Regions from separate parts of the Mus musculus genome. Here regions 2 and 3 are each linked to region 1. Evidence: chromatin loops called from intact Hi-C (ENCODE). Cell type or tissue: heart. All regions are shown on one strand.

Region 1 (5,000 bases):
CTTCACGTATGCAGTCTCCTCAGAAAGGTTATTGTCTACTCTAGAACCTGAGCTGCAGGTTGTGAGCTGCCACGTGGGTGCTGGGAATCAAGCAGGGCTCCTCTGGAAGAGCACGTAACTGCTGATCTCTCTCTCCTGCCCCATCAGTTATTCTTGGTATGAAGATGTGCGTCAGTCACTAAACCTGTCACAAAGGGTGCAGTCATCAGTTGAGCCTTTTAGGATTTTGCTGAATACACATAATTCAAATAAAAATTTAAAAGTATTTCCATGTAGGAAAAAAATGTCCATTCTCAAGAATTACCAAGAAATTAAAAAAGGCTCGTGCTAAAAAATAAAATAAAATAAAATAAAATAAATAAAGGAAAAGTGCAGGAACCCTGGAGAGATGACGCAGTGGTTAAGAGCACTGGCTGCTCTTGCAGAGGACCCGAGTTCAATTCCCAGCACACACACGGCATTTCCTCTGGTACTGCATGTACAAGACACACAGACATACATGCGGGTAAAACACACATATACGTACAATAAAATAATATTTTAAAAATCCAACTTCTGCAATTTAAGACATGTATTTCGCTTTCCCTGGCTTTAACTAATTTAAAGACATGTGTTCTGAGTTCCTCCTGTCAGTGTGATAAAGCGAGAAGTGGCTTAGAGAAGAAAGTCGAGGAAGCGCACGGTTCCCAGCCACAGCCCATCACCGAGAGGAGGCTGTTAGTCAAGCCATGGTCAACAGCAGACAGAAAGGATTCACGCTAACTTGTTTGCTTTTGTCCTCACACAATTCAGGACGCAGCCCATGAAATGGTAACACCCACAGTCAGGGCAGCTCTTCTATAAAAGTTCCTCACAGGCCTTCTTCCCACAGGTCCAGACAATTGCTCACTGAGACACTCTTCCCAGGTTCTAGATTGCAGCAAATTGACATTTAAAGCTAAGACTTGGGGGCTGGAGAAATGTCTCAATGGCTAAGAGCACTGACTGTTCTTCCGAGAGGATCTGGGTTCAATCTCCAGCACCCACATGGCAGCTCACCACTGTCTGTACCTCCAATATTTGACACCCTCACACAGACATATGTGGAGGCAAAACACCAATGCAGATAAAATAAAATAAAACGCTAAGCCTCACCCAGGTTTACCTCTTGTATCCCGGGTTGGGCTCTCACATGTCTGTAGCTAAAGATCACCTGGAACTTCTGGTTCTCCCACCTCATGCTGGGGTTGCAGGTGTATACCACCATGCCTGGTTTATCCAGCGCTGGGCATCAAACTCAGGGCTTCATGCGTGGCAAGCCCTTCACTAACAGAACCTCGGACCCTGCCATTGGCCTTGCTGTTCTTGACTACAGTTGTGTTTTTACATCTATTTTACGTGCATGAGTGTTCTGCTCACATGTATGTCTGTGTACCACACACATGCCTAGTGCCTACATCTAGAGATCCCCTGGAGCTGGAGTTACAGATGGTTGTGAGCCCCCGACGTGGAGCCCCTGCACGAGTGCTCCTAACCTCTGAGCCTTCTCTCCAGTCTCACTGACTGTAGGTATTTATCACGACCTGCCCGTACTTACATAGTCCTGTGTTTTAACTTACAGGTGACAGTGCCCAGCTGGGTTTTGATGTCCTGTGTGACAGTGACAGCATAGACATGGCTGCATTCATGAATTACCTCGAAGCAGAGGGGGGCCTGGGTGACCCTGGGGACTTCAGTGACATCCAGTGGGCACTCTAGCATTTTGGCTTTGTACTTTAACATGAGAATCATTTCAGAGTGTTTCATTGACAAAACACTGTACTCTTGAGCACTGTATTGGTACATTTTTTATCTCTTATTACTAGTCTACTGACTTTTATATATCTGCCCTTTATTCTCACTGGGATGTGCGGAGTCACACATGCTCCTCCAAAGAGAAACAGCCAAGTTTATCAATCCCTCTTTACACAGTGAGAAGGCAGCTTGGGGGTCAGGCTGCCATATTTTTGCTAAAATATTCTGACCAAAAACTGCTACCAACCATATTGTTAGGGCTTTTTTTAAATATATATATACTTTTGTTTTTGAGTTTGGGATTTTTGTTTTGTTCTGTCTGTTTTCTGTTTTTGTCTTCAAGACAGGGTTTCTCTGTGTAGCCCTGGCTGTCTTGTAACTCACTCTGTAGACCAGGCTGGCCTTGAACTCAAAGATCCGCCTGCCTCTTCCTCCCAAGTGTTGAGATTAAAGCCATATATCACAATTCCCAGCTTAAATACAGTCCCTAAAATCATGAGGCAATGAGAAATCACTTAGAAGCCAACTTTCTTCTAATAATTTGGAATTTAGAAGGCATTTTTAAAAAGTAACTAACCCAGAGGTAGCTCAAATGGAGTGTAAGAATTAGGATGATTTAAAATTCTGGCCCAGGAATGCAGCTCAGGTGACAGAGTCCTTGCCTAGCACCAAGTCTTGGGTTCAGTTCCTAGCACTGTAAACCAATTTGGGTGCACACTTTGTAATCCTGGCACTCAGGAGGATCATAAATTCAAAGCCAGCCTTGGCACAAAGCAGATTGAAGGTCAGCCTGGGATTCACGAAACCCTGTCTTTTAAAATAAATAAAAAAAGATTATTTAAATTTCTGCCTATTTGCCTTTCTGAAGAGTCATACTTTAGAGTGTGTGTGTGTGTGTGTGTGTGTGTGTGTGTGTGTGTGTGTGTGTGTGTTTTCCCTTCACGCATGTCTGTGTACCACTTGCCTGCCTGTACCTGTAAAGGCCACAAGAGGGCATCAGGTCCCCTGGAACTGGAATTACAGACAGTTGTGAATTGCAGTGTGGACTTCTGGAAGAGAAGCTAGTGCTCTTAGCCATGGAGTCAAGTCACACTGATTGTATTTTAATTTAATTGTCTTTGCTGAGTATACTTACACAGGCCCTCTTCTGTGCTTCTCAAATGCAGCTAGATGAGCTGAGCTGAAACTGAACGGTGTTCAGACCCACTCTTTCTTCTTTGTGTTGCTACATCTCCTCCCAGCCCCTGAATGGTCCTCTGAGCCCTCACCCTAGTGTCCTTCTGTGACCTTGCGTTGTGCCAACTATTTGGGCTATAGAAGGTCAAACAGAACTTCTGTCAGACCTGTGATTTGGAAGCCTCAGCCTTGAAGCATGAAGGATGCTGGAGTCCAGCAGACAGAGGGTCTGCCCACACACTGCATTAGGGGACGGCACATAGTCAGACTTGTTTCTAGCAGCTCGTGTTAGAGGATAATATGTCATGGTGATATGTCCTAAAGAGCAGGTGGGCAGGACATCACACATCTCTCATCCCAGCTCCAGGACGCCTGTGAGTCTGAAGTCTGCCTGGGCTACATTGGGAGTTCTAGGTCATCTTGGGCTACAGTGTGAATCCTTATCTCAAAACAAAAGCAGGTGGAACAACCCTCATGGTCTGAGAGGAGCTTCGAGGGCCATGACCACCCTTCACAATGGCGGTTCCTCTCTCAGCCAGAGGACAGACCATTCCTGACACTCAGGAGCAGATGGCTGGGCTCAAGCTCTGAGGATATCTTCACTCCTTTTCAGCCCACTGAAATGTTTTTCTACAGATCCTACTGGCCTGGACCCAGAATCCACCCTCCCCAGCCCCACCCCATGTTTTGTGGTACTCCACCCTCAGATGTTTAGTGTTTCCTTCCTGTTTCTGTTTGGTTGATCCCATTGCATTGGCGTGACAGACTTTTATAGTTTACACAATATTACCTTTTTCTGCCATATTTGTTAAATTTTTAGTAAGAAATAATTGTCCAAAAATTGCATCAAAGTATCATAAAGACAGCACTGCAGTTTGGTGTGTGTGTGTGTGTGTGTGTGTGTAGTTTTTTTTTTTTTTGAGACAGGGTCTTCCTATGTATCCCAGGCTACACCTGGACTCACCCTGTATCCCAGGCTAGCCTAGAACTTTCTGCAGCCTTCCTGCCCCAAATGCTGGTTCGAGGATTGATTGTACCACTGAGCACTGGCTCAGGTTTGGAATTTTCAACCCTAAGAATTACAACTATAATAACATAGCGGAGTTGGGGAATAGCCTGGACAGAGACCCCATCAGGGGAGTCCCTGTGCCTGCTTCCCTGTGGTAAGAGGCTTGGTCTCTAGTCTTGGCTTTGATCCTGTGACTCTGACCCACAGTGTGGAGCCCATGGTAGACACAGGGCTGTGTGTCCCAGGTTTTGGGGTCACATACATAAACCTTGCTCTTTTTATTTTTTTAAATGTGGCCAGCATGTGCTTCTACTGGACAGCAGCGCACTAGGACATTTACTCGGTGGATATTATAAATAACAGAGAAAAGGCTGCGGGATGGGGCAGTCTACTCCTGGTCCTCAGAGACTGAGTGAAAAAGTTCTCTGAGAATTCCGGGCCAACCCAAGCTGCAAAGTGAGATTTCAAAGTTGCCATGAATTTTATCATAGCCTGAAGAAAAACGAGGCTTTAGTTCAATAGTGACACCATATGGTTGATAAATGCAGAAACCTGTTGAGAGACAGGAAGACACCAGGAAATACAGAAGAAACAGGAGCTGGTGGAATAAAGGGGGTTGTTTGTAGTCGCCTTTTAAAAGCTGTATCTGCAATGCAGGTATTCAGGAGGCTGAGGCTGAGGCAGAAGGATCACTGTGAGTTTGAGGCTGGTCTGAGCAACATGATGAGGCTCTGCCTCATTGAAACCAGAATAAATAAACTGCAGTCCCGGTCTTCAGGCTCAGCACTGTGGTGTGAGCCAGGCAAGATCTCCTGAGCCTACTGTGTTCCTGGAGCCCGTGTCAGACCCAGGTGGAGAGCGGACTGCGACTGGTGTGCCCAGCAGTAGATAGAAGAGGGGTGATGTCTACAACTCTCCAGAGACAGCAGGGAAATTGCTGGAGTGGCTAGTAGGTGCCTCTCTCCCCTTTCTGAGGGGCTTTCCTTGGATTAATTCCCACTCCCTGGGGCCTGGGAGAGGCACTTGAGGGCTCTGTGTGGAA
Region 2 (5,000 bases), 55 kb after region 1:
GGTGCCCTGGGACTTGCTCTGTAGATTAAGCTGGCCTCAAACTCAGAGATCCTCTTGCCTCTGCCTCTCAAGTGCTGGAATCAAAGGCATGTATCACCATTGCCACTGGCAGGAAATATCTTTAACGAGGTAAAACTCAGCCTTTACACACCTGTAAAATACCTCCCACGGTAACCTTGGTAGGCATTGTGGGCCCCACTTAGAGTGGAAGTAGCTGAAGTTTCAAGTAGATAATTTGAGTGTTACACAGCATGTGGCAGAGCTCTGTAGAGGTCCACTCCCAGACCTCCCCACCCTGCCCTGTGATTTCACTGTGGCACACAGCAGGTCCTGACAGGTCAAAGCTTTAATTGGACCTTGACAGAAGAGTAGGCAATCTACTTATACCTTTGGTGAAAGTGACAAAAGATGGCACCCAAGCAGTGTCTGTGAGTCTCTCTACTAGAGGGATGGACAGAAGAGGGAGATGGGTGGGGGTGGGGATAAAATAGAAGCCTGACCAGGGCTAGTTTTAGGAGACCAGCTGAGAATTTCAGGGCAAGATGTTGATGACAAAAACAAACACTTCAGAAGCTCATTTGGTTTGGTGTAGACAATCACCGCTGGGGAATTCAAGGGAAGGCTTCAGAATAGAGTCAGTCAGACAGTTACCATGGTGACAATATAAAGTCAGTGCGAGCACAGGGGGCAAGTCTAGTTTATCTGTGTAGCTTTAGAGTTTCTGAAACTGTGTGGAGTATGAATAATCAATACTATTTTTTTTTTAAATGTGAGTCTCTTGCCCAGAGGTACCCCTGGGGGACAGAAGAGAGCGTCAGATCCTCTGGATCCGGCTTTATAGTCAGCTGGGACCTTGCTGAGGCTTTGACTCCTTATGTTAAAATCAGTTTACTTCCCATGGACAGGTGGGCTGGGAAGAGCATATGGGACACAATGAGGGACATTGTGAATCCATTGTGGTAGAATGGCGAATGTGCGACGTCATTAATCAAAGAACACACAATAAAGCCAGCTGAAAAGTCACATGTCACACACCTTAATCCCAGCATCTGGGATTAGTGGAAGAAGGTTCCTGAGTTCAAGGCTGGCCTATGTTACATAGTGAGTTCAAGGATAGCTTCAGCTACTTAAGAATCTGTCTCAAGAAAACTAAAATCAAACCCCCCAGTCAACACATACACAAACACACCACCTTCCGTTCCCCAGGGTGGTGGCAGCGGCGGCGGTGGGGGCTGGGGAGGCTCATAGCCAACAAAAAGCTAACAGAAACTAATCATATTCTGTATCCATAAAGCTGCTTTTCATTATTCAGTTCAGTTCTGGGTCTGACAGGGGAAACTGAAAGAAGGGCTCCTGAGAATCTCCCTGACTTTGCAGCCAAGAGGATTACACAGCTGATATCCACCAGAGGGTAAATAGTAGTTAATTCTTAATTGTTAGCTCAGTCACTGCAATTGGTTCAACAGTAATTATTATCATGTGGTTTGAACTCAGTTGTGAGGGTTCTCCCTTTTCAGTTGTGCATCAAAACAGAAGCCTTATGGGACTTAAAAAGTTCAGCATAGGGCCTGAAGAGATGGCCAAACAGTTAACCTCTTCTGCTCTTTTTGCAGAAACACTTGAGTTCAGCCCACAGCCCCTATCTCACAACTGGGAGAATTCAATGCTTCTAGCCTCCATGGGTACACACACATACTACACATAATTAAACAAAATAACAAAAATAGCTGGGTGTGGTGGTACACATCTTTGATTTGAATAGTTTGAGGCGGAGGCAGGCAGATAGCTGTTCAAGACCAGTCTGGTCCACACACAGTTTCACGACAGGACAAACAACAACAACAAACTCCAACAAAAATAATAATAAAAAATCTTTAAAAAGCAGGTTATTGCTGAGTGTGGGCCTGTAACCTCAGCTATTAGGAAGGCTAAGGTAAAAAGATAACAATTTGAAGACCAGCCTTGATATGTGTCACAGCGGGGGGGGGGAGAGGGGGGGAAAACCTCGAAAAAATATAAATAGTAAAACATTTACCCCCTCCCTCTGGAGAGTTCATTTTATTTCTCTGGAAGCTTGCGTGTCTTTTTATTTTTATTTTTGTCTCGTTACTAAATGCAAAAGCAGCCACGTGGTTGAGCGCCGCTAGATGACCACGCGGAACTAGGGTGGCCACCTCTGGGATCCTCGTCCGCTCAGTCTCTGTAAGTCCTCAGTTTCCCCTCCGGGGCCTTTTACTTTATCCGCGGGGCTCCCCGCCCGCCACGTCCGCTCGGTCCGCGACACAGAGGCGTTCTTTCGGGATGAGCGTCGCTTCTGACCCGGGAAGAGCTGCGAGCGACCGCCCGGCTCAGCGCAGCCCTTTATCCGCGCCCTACGGACCGCAGCGGACCGGGCGCGCTCCCCACCGACGCCCACTCCCAGCTCCGCTGGGCTCGGCCAGGAATGTGGGAGACCAGGCGCCGCCTCGGAGTGACCGCGCGCCCGGCCAATCAGCGGGCCGCAAGCGCGAGGCCCCGCCCCCTCCGCCCCTGGGGCTGGTTCCCGCCGGGGGAGGGGCGGGGCGGTGGGACGAGGAGGACCGAGGGGAGGCGGCACCTGGGCGGCGGTGATGTCAGCCGGGCGCTGTGCTCCGGCCCCGGCTCCTGTCGCCGTGTAGGGCGCGGGGGCGGCCGCGTCGAGAGTGGCGATCTGGCAGCCGGGCGGGTCCCGGGAGGCGGAACTGCAACTTGTGGAGCTCGGCGGCCCTCCGCCTCAGGTAAGCCAGCCGCGGGCGGTTCCTTCTGCGACCCGCGCCCGCGTTCTCGGGGATCTCTAGTGAGTGGGGGGCAGCAGCTTCGGGGTGACAGGAAGGGCTCGTCTGGGTCCTCGGTTCCCTCACCCGGACTCCCCACAGCACAGAACTCCAGTCAGGGAAGTGTGCTCGGACTCCCCCAGAGACTCCAGTCAGGGAAGTGTGCTCCCAGCTCACACCCAGACTCCCCTCCACAGACTCCAGTCAGGGAAGTGTGCTCCCAGCTCACACCCGGTCTCTCCTTCACACCACAGTCTCCAGTCAGGGAGATGTGCTCCCAGTTCACACCCGGTCTACCCCCCCCAGCACCCCCCCCCCCAGACTCCAGTTAGGGAAGTGTGTTCCCAGCTCACATCCAGACTTCCCTCCACAGCCTGCAGCCAGGGAAGTGTGCTCCCAGCTCACACCCGGACTCCCCGACCCCTTACACACCCACAGTCTCCAGCCAGGGTAGTATAAGCCCATCTCATACTCGTCCCCTCACCATACCATAGACTCTGAATCACAGAACTCCAATCAGTGAAGTGTGCTGGGACCCCACGCCTCAGAATCCCCACCACACCACAGCCTCCAGTCAGAGAAGTGTGCTTCCAGCTCACTCCTGGACTCCCCACCACACCACAGACTCCAGTCAGGGAAATGTGCTGGGACCCGAACACCCCAGAATCCTAGTACCATGGAACTCTAGTCAGGGACATGCGCACAGTTTTACACAGTGGGTATCTCACCACGCCACAGACTCATTCAGGACAGTGTGAGCCCATTTCACACTTGTCCTCCCACCACACCATAGACTCTGATACCACAGAACTCCAATTACAGAAGTGTTCTGGGACCCTACACCCCAGAGTCTCCACCACACCACAGACTTCAGTTAGGGAATTTTCGTGGGACCCCACACCCCGGAACTACTCCAATAATACCATACGCTCCATTCAGGGAACTGCAATGGGACCCAGACTCCCTGTAATATACCCCAGATTCCAGTCAGGGGACTGTGGTGGAACCCCAGAATCCCTATATAATACTGCAGAGCCACGCCACACATTTGGAAAGTGTGCTCAGACCCTGAATCTCGGTTTCCTCATATTACAAGAGAATGCCCATCAGGGACATATGCTTGAGCCCAGTCTCCTACACTACTACAGAACCAGCAGGGAAGTATATGTGCAGGTGGGAATATTTAAAAGTGTCACAAATATGTGAATCATCTTCCCAGAAAGTAAAGAGAAAATAGTTTTATGTTTTCTCAGTTTCCTTACATCCTACCATATATTGCTTAAGTAAAAGAACATCAGTGTTATCCTTGCATATCAATGTAAAATATTTTTTATGTAGTCCAGTTAGGATGTGAGAAATTCACTTGTATATATTCGTAGCTGTGGGAAAACTGGTTTCTTGGGGGCACAATTCTATAACTCTGTTGGTGTTTATACACCAGAGCAGTTAGGAAAGCGGCTGACAATCTAGATCTTGCCTGGGGCTTCTTGAGAAAAAGTTGAATGAAGGCTGTTAGTTGTGTTTTCAGGGTTCACTTTTAGAGAAAGGAGTTTAAGTTTTATTTTATTACTTTTTATTTTTAAAACAGGATTTCACTATGTAGCTCTGGCTGTTCTGAGCCACTGTGCAGACCGCTCAGGCCTCAAACTCACTGAAGTCTGCCTGTCTCTGCTTCCTAACTCTTAGGGTTAAGCCTGTGCCAGCATTACTGGTTGGGAAAGGAGTTTTAACAGGGGAATGCTGGGAAGCATGGTATACAAACTCTTAATAATGAGAATATGATTTTTTTCCGATGTGGGACCAAAACAGACCCTTGCTTTCAGTAAGAATTGACAGCAGTGTGAGGGGAACTCAAAAGGTCTGATTGTTAACTTGAGAAAGCAATTGTCTATTGGCAGGATTCTGATTTTATTTCTTGTTTCAAACTCCTTTTCTTGCTTGGAGATTTTCTGCTCATGGGTCACTGAGTGTGATTGTCTCTCTGGGGGAAAATTAACTTTGAGTACTCTGACTCCAACACTGGCTCTCAGAGTTTCAAGGCACTTTCTTTTAGAGCAAGAAATAGAAAGCATGTAGCTGAGATTTCTGAGTGAAGCCAGTTTCCTCTTTGAGGGCAGGGGTGCCTCAGCAGTGAGGATTCCCTGGTTGCCAGGTCTGGAGGAAGTGGGAGTGGACTTCATTGTTAGTCAGAAGCTGCATCCCAGACTC
Region 3 (5,000 bases), 160 kb after region 1:
AATGACACACAAACCGTACAGAGTAGCCGAGTGGAGCCTGCTGTTGGGGAGTACTATGCGGTACTTGCTTTTGCTTGCTTCCTCATGGTGTTCCTAAGTACAGAGAAAATGCCTTTATCTTTATGTTTCGAACGATGTGGATCAAAGAGTATTTATTCAGCTGGTATCCCAGGGGGAAGACTTGTAGATCTGCATGGAACCCTGGGGATGAGGGATGGGCTTCACTGTTTGTTTCCTGGGCATGTGGTGCAGTACCCTGGCTTTTTCCTTTTCCTCTTTGGTGTTGGGACCTGAACTCATGCTAAGTGCACCACAGCACTCTTCCTTTGCCCTTGCTTTGAACGCACTTGTGACCATGTTCATCTTGGAAGAGCTTGTAGAATTTGAGGTCTTTATTCACCTTTGCTCCTTTTTATTATTGATCCGTGAAATCTGCGTGGTCCTTTGTGCCTGTTTCCTCACTTCCTCTGTGGCTCCCGACTAGTAGTCTCTTACCATCGCCTTCAACATCAGATTTTCCTAATGACAACTGAAATGGTTTTAATGCGTAAAGAAACTGCAAATCTCTCATCAGCACCATGTTTCTCCTAAATTGAATAGGAATCCTTGGATCATAAGGCAGCATAGGGCTGCAGAGGCTGCCCGGTGGTAGAGAGCCTGCCTATCCTAGCATGCACAAGTCTTGGGCTTGATCCACACAAAGCGAAATATAAATAGCAAAGGGTAGGACCACTGTCCTCTTGTTAAGTTTGTGATGTTTTAAACCACCGTGAGTGATGGATCTTAGTCCTCATTCCAGTTAGAGAATGAGCCATGCTTTGGGGCCCAGAGCCTTTCAAACTCATAGCCTCTTGCTTTGATTTAATAGGTAAGTGTGTTGACAGACCAGGTGGAGGCTCAGGGAGAGAAGATTCGGGATTTGGAGTTCTGTCTTGAAGAGCACAGAGAGAAGCTGAATGCCACTGAAGAAATGCTGCAGCAGGTATGGGCCAAAGCTGGTGGGGGAGGGGATGCTGGATTGTGTTATCTGAGGTGCAACATTCCTGTCTTGTCTCAGCAGCAGTAAATTCCAGAATCCCTAGACTGTTTTGTTTGAAGTCTAGAGTAGCAGAGTCTAAAACCACAGAGACACACAACACTGTGCAGTTATGAGAGAACACAATATTACAGGAATTATAAGTTGATCTTTTGCGCTCATATTATTTCTAACTCTCAACCGTGAGATGAAAAATCACCATATGTGGCTTGTTAAGGCAAAACCTCATATATATATATGCGTCCCAGTGCGTACATGGGGCTTGTGGATGAAAAGCCTGTGATGCCGCAGAGACTGTATTTGGATGCAGAGTTGCTGCTGTTGAACATCAGTCTGTGCTATTGCCTGCCTTGACAGGCTCCGGACCTCCCTGTCCTCGTGATCTAGGCTTCCATGTTTCTAGAAACCCTGATAAATGAGGCTGATAAGCTCTTCTTCCTCAGGAGACTTTTGCAGGGACTGAACTCATGAGCATGTCTCCCAGTTCCTGATATAGCAGGCACCATGCACAGCACCATCAGTGCTGTCGTTGGGCTCAGGAGTCTGCCAGATGCGTCTCCCCGACACCCTGATGACACGTTGTAGTTCTGTTCAGAAGAGGTCACTAGATTAAGTGATCCTCAGCCGTGTGGTGTGTGGCAGTACTTCACCCACAGGCTACACTTAACCGTTGCCGCTCTGCCGTCACGACAGAAATGTGTAATGTAAAACTTGTGAACATCTGGAATCCTAACAGGAGCTTCTGAGTAGGACCTCCTTAGAGACACAGAAGCTGGAGCTGATGGCTGAGATCTCTAACTTGAAGTTAAAACTGACGGCCGTAGAGAAGGACAGGCTGGATTATGAAGATCGGTTCAGAGACACAGAGGTAAGTAGCGCATGCTCGCATGCTCGCATGCTCGTTCTGTCTCTTCCCTCCCTCCTCAGCCCTCACTGTGCTCCTTAGGGCAAGAGCACTGCTCAGTCTCTTCATCAGACTGATTAAGGCTTTTAACCCCCTTTGATGTTTGAGACATGGTTTCCCTGTGTAGCCTGGCTGTCCTGGAACTCACATTGTAGACTAGGCTGGCCTCGAACTCAGAAATCCACCTGCCTCTGCCTCCCGAGTGCTGGGATAAAGGCTTTTGCCACCACCATCTGGCTTTATTTTCCTGTAAGAGTCTGTTTAGACTTTTCCCTTTTCCTTACCCTCTCATCCCTAATAGAACAGTTGCTGTTGAACCTTCGTAGTAGCTGGGGCTGCAGGAGGATTGTTTCAGTGGTGGTGGGAGGAGGCTGTAGGGATGGGAACTAGGAGGCTGGATGGCGGATAGGAAGGGAGTTGAGGAGGCTGTCCACACTGTAGGAGGCGGAGTCTTACTTACCTGGTGCACTGTGCTTAGTTTAATCTGGTTATGAGGCTGGTTGTGAGGTTTTGCAGCAGGTGTTTGTCACGCCTTGTTTCTCCCTACTTCTGTCTTCTCCTGTGTTCTCATCCAGGGACCCTGAGAACCTCTAGAAAACACAATCCTTGATCATATCCTATGAAATAGTTTACACTGCTGATATAAGGGTGTACACATATTCACAGGATACATTACAGTATATTTGGTAATTTTACATTTATATTTAAAATAATCAAAATAGCATTCAGACGTTGAAACAGAATAGAATATGTACATGTTCTGGCTTAATGTCCCCTTAAAAATAAAACTTTTAGCTAGCTATTCTGCAATCCTGAATCGCTTAACACTGCCATAATTTTGAGAGTTTGGATGTTGGTTTCCAGGAAAATGTTGAAGTAAGTGGGGAACATTTATAGGTGTTTCCAAAACCTAGTGCGTTAAAATCTTTAAACCTTGAAGATTTGCGCCCCCTTCTGGTGTAGGCACAGATGGCTAAAATGCAGAGCTCTGAGTAGCGCCTGAGCTGATAAGTGTAGTAGTTTAGATTACATTGGTTTTTAAAAAGATTTTCTTTCCTTTTCTCTTTTTGCATTAAAGAGGTAGTTCCATATTTTCCAGCCCGACTTGTCTTGGGCATATCAAGCTTCTCACAGGTTGGAACTTCAGATTCATATTTAATCCATTGCCACCAAAAACAATTGGATAGTTTGTCTTTAAAAAAAAATAGGAAAATGGCCCCACTATGTAATTTGGTTTTCTATAATTCTTCCTTCATCTTTGCAGTCAGCACTAAAGGAAGGGGTAATGTTTATAGCAGTCCCTGCCGGGGGTTCAAAGCTGCCTGTTAACAATAGCAAAGCCTGAAAGATCAAAGGAAGGAAGGCCACTCCTGGCTTCTATGCAGGCAAGATAAGCTAGCAAGAGAAACCAATTCTTTTTAAACTTGAATTCAAATTATTTAAACAACTTTCACAAGTACATTTTTAAAATGGCAGTAGAAATGGTATACAATTATATTCTGTTATAAAATCATTTAGGCTTTTAAAATTTTACATGTATAAAATTATGTTATTGTATTAGATATATGAATATACTATATATATATATATATATATATATATATATATTAATTAGACCCTCATCTACCTTCATGTTGAGATTGTTGGCTTAAAGAAACTTAAGTTTATATTTTTATAGACTAGGCAAAAATTATAGAAATCTTTAAATAACTATAATGCATCACAGAAAAGAATTTTAAGGTTAATGGAAGAGAAAATACTCTAGTTTATATGAAAAGGTGGGGTCCATAGTTAGTTTTAATATAGAAGCAGATGCTAAGTGGCTTTGTTGGTGTTAGACAGCCTTCTGCATTAGTTGTGTTTCTGTGATGTTACAGTGAGCATGGAACATCAATTTGTCACAGCCTAGAACCACCTGTCAACAGTCCCAATTGAGTAATTCATCTTTGTCAGGTTGGTCTTTGTCAGGTTGTCAGGTGGACATGGTGTGAGGAATTGCCTTGACTTTCTTAACTGCTGTAGGCAGGTCCAGCTTATGGTGGGGCCTCCATCTTCTGCACGATATAGAAAAGCTAGGTGGACATGAGCCAGGTCAGTGAGGCAGTGAAGGAGCCAGCAAGCAGCACTCATCTGGTTCCTGGTTCCTGCTCCCAGGTCTCAGACTTGGTTTCCTGCCCTGGCTTCCCTCAGTAATGGACAGTGACCTGGAAGTATAATTCCTCCCCGCCTCCCCTCACCACACACACAAACACACACACACACACATACACACACACACACACACACACACACAGTCTGCTTTTGGTCAGATTGTGTCAGATCGTTTGATCACAGCAACAGGAAGAAAACAAGGACTCATCACTATAACAGATACCCAAGACAGCTTATAAAGAGACAGTTTTATTTTAGCCAACGGTTTTGGAGAGCATAGTCCATGAATAGTGGGCCTCATTGCTTTGAGATGGCGTTGAAGCAGCACATTATCATGACGTGCAGGCAGGAAGCAGAAAAGACGGCAAGGGGCTGGGGTCCCCAAATCCCTTTCGAGGGCATGCTCCTAATGGTCAAGAATCTCCCTGCAGACACTGCTGCTTCAAGGCTCCACAAACCTTCCAGCCCCACACTGGGGTCCTGGCCCACAGTTCTCACAATAGCATTTCTCTAGTCAAAGTCATAGCTACGTTTTTGTTTTCATAAGCACTTAGGGCAGAAGCACTAGAAGGTTAAGTTAGTATTTTAGTGGAAGTGTGCTTTGGCAGTTAGGGGTAAATTTCACTGGATCTCCCTTTATTAGGACTGGTTCTCAAACTCGTATCCAAGGAGCTGTGCTGGCTTAGGGCTTTCTGGCTACTCTTTTGGTGACTGTGCCATACCCTTTTCTAATTATTATTATTACTATTATTATTATTATTACAGGGGCTAATTCAAGAGATCAATGATTTGAGGCTAAAAGTCAATGAAATGGACGGTGAAAGACTTCAGTATGAAAAGAAGCTCAAGTCAACTAAAGTAAGTTTCTCTGGGGAAAAATGATGTTTTTTTTTTTTTTTAAACATGGTC

Evidence for each region. A loop is a pair of places that touch in the nucleus more often than their neighbours do. Peaks named below come from ENCODE experiments on the same cell type or tissue, not always from the same donor. Only the 100,000 strongest peaks of a DNase experiment are listed, where the experiment ranks them.
Region 2: it touches region 1 in a loop (2.5-fold over the local background); 9 of 42 quality-filtered maps call a loop at or near these places.
Region 3: it touches region 1 in a loop (6-fold over the local background); 35 of 42 quality-filtered maps call a loop at or near these places.

Annotation. Positions count from the first base shown.
Region 1 is chr6:146,830,910-146,835,909 of GRCm38, forward strand. It overlaps Arntl2 (aryl hydrocarbon receptor nuclear translocator-like 2), which reads left to right. Exons shown (of 15, transcript NM_172309.2): 15 at 1,601-2,620. The coding sequence ends at 1,737. Among named protein-coding and RNA genes, the nearest start is that of Smco2, 17 kb to the right of the region's middle. In heart, a CTCF peak has its summit at 2,794 (motif pointing right); no DNase peak of the experiment used is centred here; H3K27ac peaks cover 847 bases.
Region 2 is chr6:146,885,928-146,890,927 of GRCm38, forward strand. Ppfibp1 (PTPRF interacting protein, binding protein 1 (liprin beta 1)) reads left to right here and starts at 2,567. Exons shown (of 31, transcript NM_001355728.1): 1 at 2,567-2,756. In heart, no CTCF peak of the experiment used is centred here; DNase peaks (open chromatin) are centred at 2,524 and 3,414; H3K4me3 peaks cover 3,218 bases; H3K27ac peaks cover 2,895 bases.
Region 3 is chr6:146,991,534-146,996,533 of GRCm38, forward strand. Ppfibp1 (PTPRF interacting protein, binding protein 1 (liprin beta 1)) reads left to right here. Exons shown (of 31, transcript NM_001355728.1): 6 at 869-982; 7 at 1,773-1,904; 8 at 4,857-4,949. Among named protein-coding and RNA genes, the nearest start is that of Rep15, 39 kb to the right of the region's middle. In heart, a CTCF peak has its summit at 2,898 (motif pointing left); no DNase peak of the experiment used is centred here; H3K4me3 peaks cover 771 bases; H3K27ac peaks cover 977 bases.